Linked DNA regions of Homo sapiens: regions 1, 2 and 4 are each linked to region 3. Evidence: chromatin loops called from intact Hi-C (ENCODE). Cell type or tissue: sigmoid colon. All regions are shown on one strand. Region 1 overlaps GLI2 (GLI family zinc finger 2). Region 2 has its middle 200 kb from the start of TFCP2L1. Region 3 holds the start of LOC124907880 (a long non-coding RNA gene). Region 4 overlaps GLI2 (GLI family zinc finger 2).

Evidence for each region. Peaks named below come from ENCODE experiments on the same cell type or tissue, not always from the same donor. Only the 100,000 strongest peaks of a DNase experiment are listed, where the experiment ranks them.
Region 1: a loop joins it to region 3, with 5 times the contacts of the local background. A loop is called at or near these places in 3 of 110 quality-filtered maps.
Region 2: it touches region 3 in a loop (4-fold over the local background); 8 of 110 quality-filtered maps call a loop at or near these places.
Region 4: a loop joins it to region 3, with 2.3 times the contacts of the local background. A loop is called at or near these places in 9 of 110 quality-filtered maps.

What each region holds. Positions count from the first base shown.
Region 1 is chr2:120,796,636-120,799,135 of GRCh38, forward strand. GLI2 (GLI family zinc finger 2) reads left to right here. Exons shown (of 14, transcript NM_001374353.1): 2 at 656-833. The coding sequence starts at 686. Among named protein-coding and RNA genes, the nearest start is that of GLI2, 62 kb to the left of the region's middle. In sigmoid colon, no CTCF peak of the experiment used is centred here; DNase peaks (open chromatin) are centred at 1,116 and 1,426; H3K4me3 peaks cover 1,132 bases.
Region 2 is chr2:121,079,263-121,081,762 of GRCh38, forward strand. No RefSeq gene overlaps it. Among named protein-coding and RNA genes, the nearest start is that of TFCP2L1, 200 kb to the right of the region's middle. In sigmoid colon, a CTCF peak has its summit at 1,110 (motif pointing left); a DNase peak (open chromatin) is centred at 1,099.
Region 3 is chr2:120,866,541-120,869,040 of GRCh38, forward strand. The region is part of intron 2 of GLI2 (GLI family zinc finger 2); the gene reads left to right. LOC124907880 (a long non-coding RNA gene) reads right to left here and starts at 862. Exons shown (of 2, transcript XR_007087220.1): 1 at 570-862; 2 at 1-251. In sigmoid colon, no CTCF peak of the experiment used is centred here; DNase peaks (open chromatin) are centred at 141, 431, 901 and 1,231; H3K4me3 peaks cover 1,704 bases; H3K27ac peaks cover 1,025 bases.
Region 4 is chr2:120,933,718-120,936,217 of GRCh38, forward strand. The region is part of intron 3 of GLI2 (GLI family zinc finger 2); the gene reads left to right. Among named protein-coding and RNA genes, the nearest start is that of GLI2, 200 kb to the left of the region's middle. RefSeq lists an enhancer at 740-1,939. In sigmoid colon, no CTCF peak of the experiment used is centred here; a DNase peak (open chromatin) is centred at 1,226; H3K27ac peaks cover 358 bases.

The sequences.
Region 1 (2,500 bases), 70 kb before region 3:
TCCTGAGCCACCTCCCACTCACTGAGATTAAATCTACATTTATTTTCCCCTTGTTTGCCCCCAAGGAGAATGTAAACTCCACATATTGTATCTTCCGCACCAGGCATGATGCCTGATGCATACTAGGGGCTTAAAAATATGTTGACTGAGTGCGTGTGAGTCAATAAAGGATGAACATTTATTGAATGAATGGGTGAAGGAGTGAGCGAACATGCAGATGAATAAGTGAAAGGTTCTGGTGAGCAGGGAAGCCACCTGAAAATGAGGGCCTTTCTTTGAGGACCTCTAGGTCATTGTCACTATATTTGTTTTTATTTTCCCCATGATTCACAGACAGAGGTCATTGTTTCTGACTTTATTTCCCTCATCAGAGGCTACCCGCCACTCATATCAGTAGGAACCTGTTACTTAGATTTTGTAAAATCTGGGTAAAAGATGATGAGAATGGCCTGCAGTTGTCCGTGAGGTCGTTCAGAAGACCAGACGAATCCCAGGACTAATAATTCTCAAAATTAATTAAACCCTCCTTCCCAATTATAAGAGAATTAGAATGAAGTTGGTTGCTTTAGGAGCGAGCGGCGGTGTGAATCTGGGTCGGCGTTTCCCGGCTGGGTTTGGGCTCAGTGTTGGTGAGTGTCTTTGTCTTCTCTTTTAGGATTGCCACCCAGGACGATGAGCGGCTGAGATGGAGACGTCTGCCTCAGCCACTGCCTCCGAGAAGCAAGAAGCCAAAAGTGGGATCCTGGAGGCCGCTGGCTTCCCCGACCCGGGTAAAAAGGCCTCTCCTTTGGTGGTGGCTGCAGCGGCAGCAGCAGCGGTAGCTGCCCAAGGAGGTACTTTCTGTTTCGCACACTTGGAGGGCAGCAGGGGTGTTTTTCATTAGCCCGTTAGGATTTAATTAGAGTGGTGGCCCATGTCGTCAGGGAGGCATGCTGGGTTTATGGAGGGCGAAGAGGAAGGCACCTCTGCTCCCAGGAATCCCAGGCACCATGAAGGTCACCTGTGAGTTTGCTAAGAGGTCTGGCCACCCCAAGTCCAGGGGGCTGAGCTGCCTCAGACAGCGGTGGGTGGGGCCTGAGTACTGGGAGGGGAGAGAGGGAGGAGGGGAGAGAGGGAGGAGGGGCATGGTCGCTGCCAGGCAGCCCTGGGGTGCGTGCAGCTGGCACATTTGAAATGTGCCCAGAGAACTTCTTGCCTCTTGCCCGCCAAGGACTGTTTTGGAAAGTAATTGTCTCCTGATGCCTTCTGGCTCTAATTAGAGGGTCAGGTTCGGGATTTACTATCTTAGGTGAATTTTTGGCCAACTTAATTATAACAAAAGAGACTACACGAGCCACAGCCTCTCATTTTACTGCCCCAAAGAGAAAGACTCTCTGGTTTCTACTGGGCCATCCGTGCCAGCATCCCGTTGGGAAAGTTTGGCGGGAAGGCGAGACCTCCGCTGTGTCTGCACAGTCCATCTGGAGGCCACAGAACTATTTCTGTCTCGGAGGAATGGAGAGACTTCGATTTCTTTTCCTCCCTTTTTGTTCCAGTGCATTTAGTCAGGCCCTGTTGCTCTCAGGGCTGAGGCACAGCTCAGAGAGCAGGCAGGGAAGAGAATGCGCCTTTTCTTCCGGCGGGCGCTTGGGCAGCGCCCCTCACACTTTGATGTATACACAGTTGTTGGGGGCTTGTTTTGGTGGAGACCCCGATTCAATTAAGTTGGGGCAGGGCTGGCTGAGTTTCTGCATTTCTGTTGGGTGCCAAGATGATGCTGGGGCTGCTGGTTCACAGGCCACGCTGGGGCCGGAGCCCAGGAACATGGAAAGACCCTCGGAGGGGCTTAGGAGTTGGTGCTTCTACGAGTGGACCTGAGGGCCTGCGGGGGGTTGTTACTGTATTTACTTTTATTTTTCCTGCGGTTCTAAGTGGGAGGTCATTATTGGGATGTGTGGCTCATGTCAGGAAAGGGAGATCTGAGGTCAACCTTCAGGCCCCTTGGGGAGGTGGCCTTCTGAGCTGGACGATGCCTCTCCACCCTGTGCCCCTTGGACGGGGACTCTCTAGGCCCTCCCTCTGTGAGGAGGGGCCAGCTGGGGGTGGAGGAAGAGCTCTTAGGTGGAGTGGGAGGAGCCAAGCGCACAGGGAGGGAAGAGCTGGTGGAGCGGCCCTGGTCCTGGGGCCACACATGGTCTTTTCCTTCCCCTGGGTCAGGGCCATCCTTGGCCTGTGGGGGCACCTAAAGCTGCCCCTCTGCCCATGCTCTGAGGCCTTGTGAGCTCCAGGAAGCCTGGCCTCTGTGTATGTCTGGCCTGCCCCAGGGTTTTCAGCGGGAACCATCCCCCCATCCCTCCGCCCCACACCCTGCCTCTCCAAGCCATGAGTGGATCATGAACCACCATGGTGCAATTTCCTGATGTGTCACATTAGTAGAGGACAGACTTAGGCAGTAATTAGACAGTAATTAGAATGTAATTGCCGGGGAGCCCCTCTAGTGTCAGGCTGAGTTCTCATTATT
Region 2 (2,500 bases), 210 kb after region 3:
TGTAGGGCCTTGTTCTGCCTGACACCTTTATTAATCGCTCAGCCAGGAAGATAAACAGATTGTTAATTAAATTTGCAGATGTTGCTAAATTGGGTGGTGTTCTGATCGTTCAGTCCCCGGAAGATAGAATGGTCCCACATCGGGCCTCCGAGAGATCAGGCTGGGCCGATGCTAGGCCACAGGTGCTTTAGTGCGTGGGTAATAGCAATGCACTGATTATGGCCAGCGTTTGTTGAGCATTTACTGTGAGCCCAGGAATCACAGGTCTGGATTTCAGCTACTCACATGCTGGGGGCTTTGAGCAAGAGTTTTGCCCTCTCTGGGCCTGGATTTGTTCATCCGTGCAAGATAGGGGTCCCTCACAGCTGTGGCATTCATGAGCTTCAGTGTTTGGGACCTTGCCAAGTGGAGGCAGGGGCCCTGTTTTCCATTTCAGAGGGTGATCAGCGCCCACTGTCCCCGCACTAAGCTCTACTCTTTTGGGAAGTAGAGAGAGTCTTGAGTCCCGGATCTTGGGGTGGGGGGATCTGGGGGATCTGAGGGGTCTGGGAAGGCCTGATGCCTGAGGATCTGTATCTGTGTGCAGAGTCCAGGGGTCTAGGACATTGAGGGGCTTTGGGGCTGTAATGGTTCCTAGGAGTGTAAAGAGTCTAGAAGGATCTGAAGACTGAGGGCAGTTTGTAGGGGTTTGTAGAGTCTAGGGGTCTGAGGGTCTGGAGGGTAGGAGGGATAAACGGTTTGGGGTCCAAGGACTAGGGTTTGGGAAGCTGGAGGTGTTGGGGCCTGGGGGATCTGGTTCTGAGAGTTTTGGAGGCTTGGAGGTTATGGAGTCTGGGGCTTTCTGGAATTCAGTCTTAAGGGTCTGGGACTCTGGGATGGTTTGAGGACTTAGAAATCTAGCATATGGAAAGTCACAGGGTGTGGGGGTGCAGAATTGGGAGATGAGGAGTCTAGGAGACAGGAGTTTGGGGAGAGTCTGGAGTCTCAGTCTTGGTGGTCTTGGGAAATCTGGAGCTGGAAGTTTGAAGGTCTGGGATCTGACGGAAGAGAGCCAGGAGCTGAAAGCTGAACGTGGCCAAATAGCGCCACCTAGTGTCCATTTCTCCACATTACAGCCAGAAAGGAGGTGGCCTAGGTGGGCATTTCTGGAAACCCTGAGGGCAGCTGTGCAGGGAGGGGGCTGAGCAGAATCTCTAGGCTTACAAACTTGCAGTGTTACGCCCGCTCCTGGCAGAGAGTGTGTCCATCTTGTTCACTGTGACCCAACATGTAGAATAGCACCTGACATGTCCTAGATGTGCAATACTCTCTTCTTAAGTGAGTAAGCAAGGGAAATTCAATTTGAAAGTAGTTCACCTGACAAGGGCAATGCTTAACGCACACCCCAGTGTGAGCATACAGACACGCATGCCCACCAACAGCCAGCATTCATGGAACACTTATATTGCCCCAAACAGCACTATGATGTAGGCACCGCTGCCATCACCCTTTCACTGAGGAGGAACCTGAGACTTCCCACGTGAACGCTGTGCCCTGTATCCAGGGGAATTACAGAAAGTCTAGACCTGCACTGTTCCAGACGGTGGCCACTGACCAGGTGCAGCCAACAGTGGCTAGTTCACATGGAGATAAGCTCAAAGTGTAAAATATGCACTGCATTTCAAAGACGGTATAAATACAAGTAAAGGACCACATTAATAAGTGTTTATGTTAAACGCACGTCTACATGATCATTTTTGGATATGTTCTGTTGAATAATCAGTTTCTTTTTCCTTTTAAAAATATGGCTCCTAGAAAATTTAAAATGACATCGATTGCTGGCGCCCTACGTCTCAGATAGCGCTGGTTTAAAGTGAGTCACTGATCACTGGTGAATAAGACTCAAGTCTTGGTGGTGGGTGGGTGGGGACAAATTTCTCCAGGGGTGCCTGGAGGTAATGGGGGAAGCCTGACTGGTGGATCTGCGTGTGGGGGAGAAATTAGTCTAGGAGACAAGTTTAGCCAAGGAATGTCCCACAGAGTAGAGTCCTTGAGGGACCAGATGTCAAGTGCCTCTTGAGGGGCTAGAACGTAGGTCATCAATACAATCTAACACTCCTACCCCCTACTTCCTCTCCCTCTCCCCTTACTTGGGCCTTAGGGATAGGTAGAGAGTTGGGCAAGGAAAACTCATTCCAGGCAAAGATGTTGGGTATGGGGAGGAAGGCATGTTGCTTAGAAGAGGGATGAGGATGCTGGGCAGCTCCAGTGAGTGGAGAGGGCGGGGTGAGTGGGGCAATGGGTGTGGCAGAGAACGAGAGGCTAGAATGCTGCGTAAAGAGGTCTGACTGGGGACAGATGTCAATGGTGAGCTGGGGCTGCATCTGTGGTCTGCAGGGCAGTGGGGCCACCTCATGTGTGCTTGACTCTACAGCACATGCTGTGCTAGAGCCCAAGCGGGTCCCCAGGGCACAGATCCACCAGGCAAGCTGGTCCTGGCTCCATCAGGCAGGGCTCTAGA
Region 3 (2,500 bases):
GTGATGACGACAATAGCAATGACCCCTCCCCACCCCATTATGTCTCCTGCCATCCCCCACCCCCATTAGCAGAAAATGCAGCATCCTTGCACATGGCACCTGGCAGACAGGGCGGGTGGTGAGTGGCTGAGTGGAATCAGCAGTCCGGGCAGCCCTCACCAGCGGGTCCGTGAGCTTTGGAGGTGCTGAGGTTCCAGTCTTCTGTTTGATTGGAACTCCGTGTCCCAAAGTACTTTTCACGTGCCCACTCCCTGCGGAAGGGAAAAGAGGGTGGGTGTGATTTTCCACAGCTTGATTCGAAAGACTGAAACTCGATGAGTGACATTTCAGGCTGGCTGGGGATGTGGGTTCAGATCCCCCCATGACCCCTGTGTGTGAGGAGCCACCTTCACCTGCACTGCCCGCAGGGACTCCACTTCCAGGCTCTGCAGCTCTCAGTGCCCTCAGGGAACTGCAGGGAGCCGGCTCAGAAGGTGCACAGTGGCCTGGGGGCCAGTCATGTCTTTCACAGCCTTGTGCGCCTTGGACAAGTCTCCCTCCCTTCCCGGGCCTCAATTTCCCCTTCTTACCCAGTGGGCTGCCTAGTCCACATGGCCCCTAAGATCCCACCCAGCTTCCTCTTCCTCTTGGGGCCACAGAGTCAGGAGTTGGAGGCAGCATGACCCCCAAGTTCCAGACCCTGGAGGGCAGCCGCTGCCCCTGGAAGGCATGCCGACGTCAGCTTCTCCCGGGAGGCGGAATTCATGCGGGCCCTAGTCTGAGAAAGGCACCCGCAGGGTGGACAGCATGCTGCCCGCCAGCAGTGTGGCTGGATCCCCGAGTCCAGCCAGCCTTTCCGTTAGCCAGCCAGCCAGCGAGCGCTCCTAAACCCTGGCCGCCGCCGGTTATAAATGATTCATGCAGCCCCGCCTCCCTCGGCGGCCACTTGATGTTCCCTGCGCTCCAGCCCGGCGGTCCACCGCCTCTCCTGCCGCTGGGCAGTGCCGCCGCTGGGCAGTGCCCTCCCCGCACCGCCGCCCCTCTGGGTGCTGCGTCCCTCCGCCCTCCCCGCACGCTGGGTAAGTTGAAGGAGGACGGCAGCTTTTCCGGAGACGCTCCCTGGAAAGGAGTGCTGATGAGGCCGCTCTTGTGTGTGAAGGCCTGGCCTGCAGCGCCCTTCTCCCACGTCCCTTCCCCTTGTCTGCTGCGCTCCAAGTTTGAAGCCAGCAAGCATAAGTAGGCGCCAAGGCAGGGAGGCTGTGCTGGGCCTCAGGCGGGGGGAGCTGGAGGGAAGGAGGGAGGGAGGATGGGGGAGGAAAGGAAGGAACTGGGTGGACACAGCTGGAGGGGAGGAGAGAGAGGGAATGTGGGGAGGCATGGAGGCACTGCCGAGAAAATGGAGCAAGAAAGTGAGGCGGCTCCTGCGTGGACCCAGGCGAGCGTGCCAGGGACTGGGGGCTCTGGAAGATTCACACTGTCAGCCGTAGGCGTTCTTTCCTGCCCCCCCAGCCTCCCGCAACGGATGTACTCCGAGCCCTTCGAACTCTCGGGGTACCAGTGAGAACTCTGAACTGAGAGTTTCTTCTGAGATCCGGCAAAGCCGAGCTTCTGAGAGCTCAGTCTTCGCCACTTCAATTCCCCGCGGTTTGAGCTGCAAGGAGGACTCCAGACAAGAAGCTTTATTGTCTGCGAGTCCCAGCTCACGGTTACTTAGAAAAACATGTGTGTGTTAAAACAGCTTCCCGGGGGACCATGCTGTTTTCGCGTGAGGAATGAATTTGGGGAAAGTTAAGTATAGGAGAGAAGGAAACAAAATCATATCGAACAGGAATGTTCTGGAGGCTTGGCAAAATCTAGAAGACACTTTATTTCATCGTCTTTTTTCTTTGCAACATCTATCGAATCTTTCTTCTTTTGACTTTCTAAAGGGCTTTACCCAGCCCTGCCTTCTGGGCCCCAGAGGTCCTAAAAGTGGGAGGACTTTTTCCAGTGGGAGGTGATGCTGCCCCTAAGGCCTTGCAGGGAAGGAACAGGCAGGGGCAGCTGGCCCCCTCCCTCCTGGGGACACTTGCATTTTCCCTTTGCCATTCAGAAACAAAGTTAGGTAAGGAGGTGAGACCTTCCTGGGAGCTGCCTTTTGGGAAATGGTGATTGTGACCTCAAATCATGTCAGAGTGTGACTTGCTAGAAGAGAAATGGTCGAGGGAAGAGGGGGCGGGTGACTGGAACCCTCAGGTAACAGGTAGGGATGCAGCAGCAGTGTCCTGGAAAGACCCTTCTGTGCATTTTGTGGGGAGACTTTCCAGGCCAAGGCAAGGAGAACGTGTGGCATCTTCTGAGAGGGAAAGAGGAGCTCAAGGAAGAGGGGAAAGGTCATTGCCCTTGGACCTTGCAGGAAGCAAGGTGCAGGGGCGGGCACATCGTATTGGAGGTCATGAGATTTGGGATCCTCTCAGTGCACTGGGAAGGACATGACCAGGTGGTTGTGTGGGGACATGGCTCTAGCTGCTTTCTGGAGACA
Region 4 (2,500 bases), 67 kb after region 3:
GTCCGGCCTGCCCTGGGCCAGCGTTAACTTGTGTCCTGGAGAGGAATGTAGAAGTCCATGCTCCTGGTTCGGGGGGCTGGGGTGGACCTTCAGCTCCCTATGTTGCTTTTGAGGACCTTTCCAGCCCTGCCCTGCCCTGCCCTGCCCTGCCCTGCCCTGCCCTGCCCTGCCCTGGGGCTTCAGAGAAGACCAATTTCAGCTGCTTCCTGCCCAGAAGGGCGTACAGAAACTGCCCCATGCAGAGGTTCCCAAACCTGGCTGCAGATCTGAACACACAGGGTGGGTCTTAAAGATGCCCATTCTCAGGCCCTGGCCCCAGGAGTTCTTGTTGATTTTCAGACTAGGGTGAAGCCCGGAAATCTGCTTATTTACAGGCGCCCATAGGCCAGAGTTTGGGGACCACTGCAGGCGCCGCTGCTTGCTTGACGTCCGGGAAAGCAGCCCCAGAGCTGCTTGTTGGCTTTCTGGACTCATCACTGACAGCGCCTCGCCGCCAAAACACGGGTTGTTAAAAATCCCCTGGTTCCTCGTGATAACCCATTCACAGACAAGTCCCTCCTAAACCTATTCATATGACCTAAACCTATTCATATTCTCAGCTTGCAAAAGGCAGTGAGTGTATGGGGTGGGAACAGCTGCAGTATCTCAGCCTTCCTTTCTCCTCCTGCCTGGCACCATCTGACCTCTGACATCCACGACTCCACCCCCGACCTGACCACTGCTGATGGCTTCCTGCAGATCTCTTGATCCTGAGCTGTAGTTGGTTTGCATTGCATTGGCAGTCACGGCCCAAGGCCACCCTTCCTGGAGGAGTGACGAGGGGGCTCTTGCTGGCACAGATGGCTCAGGGTTGTAGCTATCAACCCAGGCCCAGGTATGTTAGGGCAATAGAGTGAACGCCAGCTGGTGGGCATGGGGGCCTCACCTCCCTTTCATCTGCATGCTTGGTCACGCAAAATGCATATTACCCAGGGCCTCCGGAGACAGCATTAAGAGTGTCTGAAGCCCCACTTGGTCCCCGAGACTGCATGTTAATGGGGATGTTTAGCCGGGTGTCGGTGTGCCTTCACTTAAGAGAGTAGTTTCTTTGCTGCCACTGGGCCGAACTCATGAACTTTCCAGTCTGGGGGGATTTGAAGATTGCTTTTTCCAAGGTCAGTGTCCCATAAAGACTGCACCGTTCACCATGAGATTAATGAACACAGCAGCCTGCTCAGCCTGTGACTCACCAGTGTCATCCCGGGCCTTTATGACTCTGTCCTCAGTCATTCACTGAGACGGGTGGGTTGAGCAGAAAGATATTTTCTTCTTGATTCTTGGCACAGCACCCGAGGTTCACGATTCATAGAGGATTGGCTTTGTTTGTTTTTTGGGAAGAACCTTCTCCTCCCTCTGCAAACATGCTCGTTTCTTTTCAGAGCCTAGAGGAAGGAGGAGACTTCCGAAAGGCATGTCCACCTGCCCCCTGGGATGAGATGCTGGGTGGGCCCAGCGTCACCCACCAGGCAACTTGTCCTTCCTTTCCACGTGGGTCCACACTGCCTCTCCATCTCCAGGGAGCTCTTCCTTAAAACCGGCTGTTGCTGACCACTTCTTCAGAGCAACTGGACAGCAGGTAGACAGGGAGCCCAGAAACCCTGGGTCCAGGCGATGTGTCGGGCAGCACATCCTTCCACGGCTGTCTGAGGGTAGACCGACTAGATGTGGAGCCTTGGCTCACTGTGATGTAAACGGCCCTGAGACCCCATCAGGCAGGCCCCTCCCCATCTCTGGGCTGTGGGATACTTGGGTCAGACCAGCAGAGGAGCAGTAGCAGGAGTCTGTGCCCAGCCGCCGGCTTATGTCATGTCACCCTCCCTGCAAGGTGGGATTATCACTCCCCAATAATCACTCCCACTTGATAATTGGGGAAACCGAGGCATGGGGAGGCTGACTGCCTTTCCAGTGACACACTCCTAGTAAGCAGCATAGATTACTTACTGGGCATTTTGACCCCCCACCCCTTGCTAAAATCTTCCCCAGCTCTGAGAGCTTCAGATTCCAAAGCCAAGAATGCACTCGCTGGGCTGCGTGGGACAGACAGCTCATTTATAATGGAATCTGGCCTGTAAAAGTTTAACGAGGAGCGTGTGTGATAAGACGGGCTGGTCTTTGATCTTTACTGAACGCCAAAGCCCTCGCACAAGAGGAGCTGCTGGCTCTGGGTTTTGGAGAGAGCCGTGGTGGTCAGCCGAGAGCAGGAGGGGCCAGGGAGTGGAGCAAATCTTGATGTGCAGGCCGAGGTGGGCGTGCAGTGGGGGAGGGGCTGCGGCAGGATCGGGATGAACTATTCGGTTCCTCTCCTGTCCCTCGGGGTCCCCACTGTCGGACATTTCCCCTCCACACCCCCAGTATGTAGACAGAACAGGGTTGAGGCCGGGGCTCACATCTTGCCTATGCTGCTTATACTCTTCACATCCTTGGGCTTGCTTAGCCCCACAAGCCTCAGTGGCCCCATCTC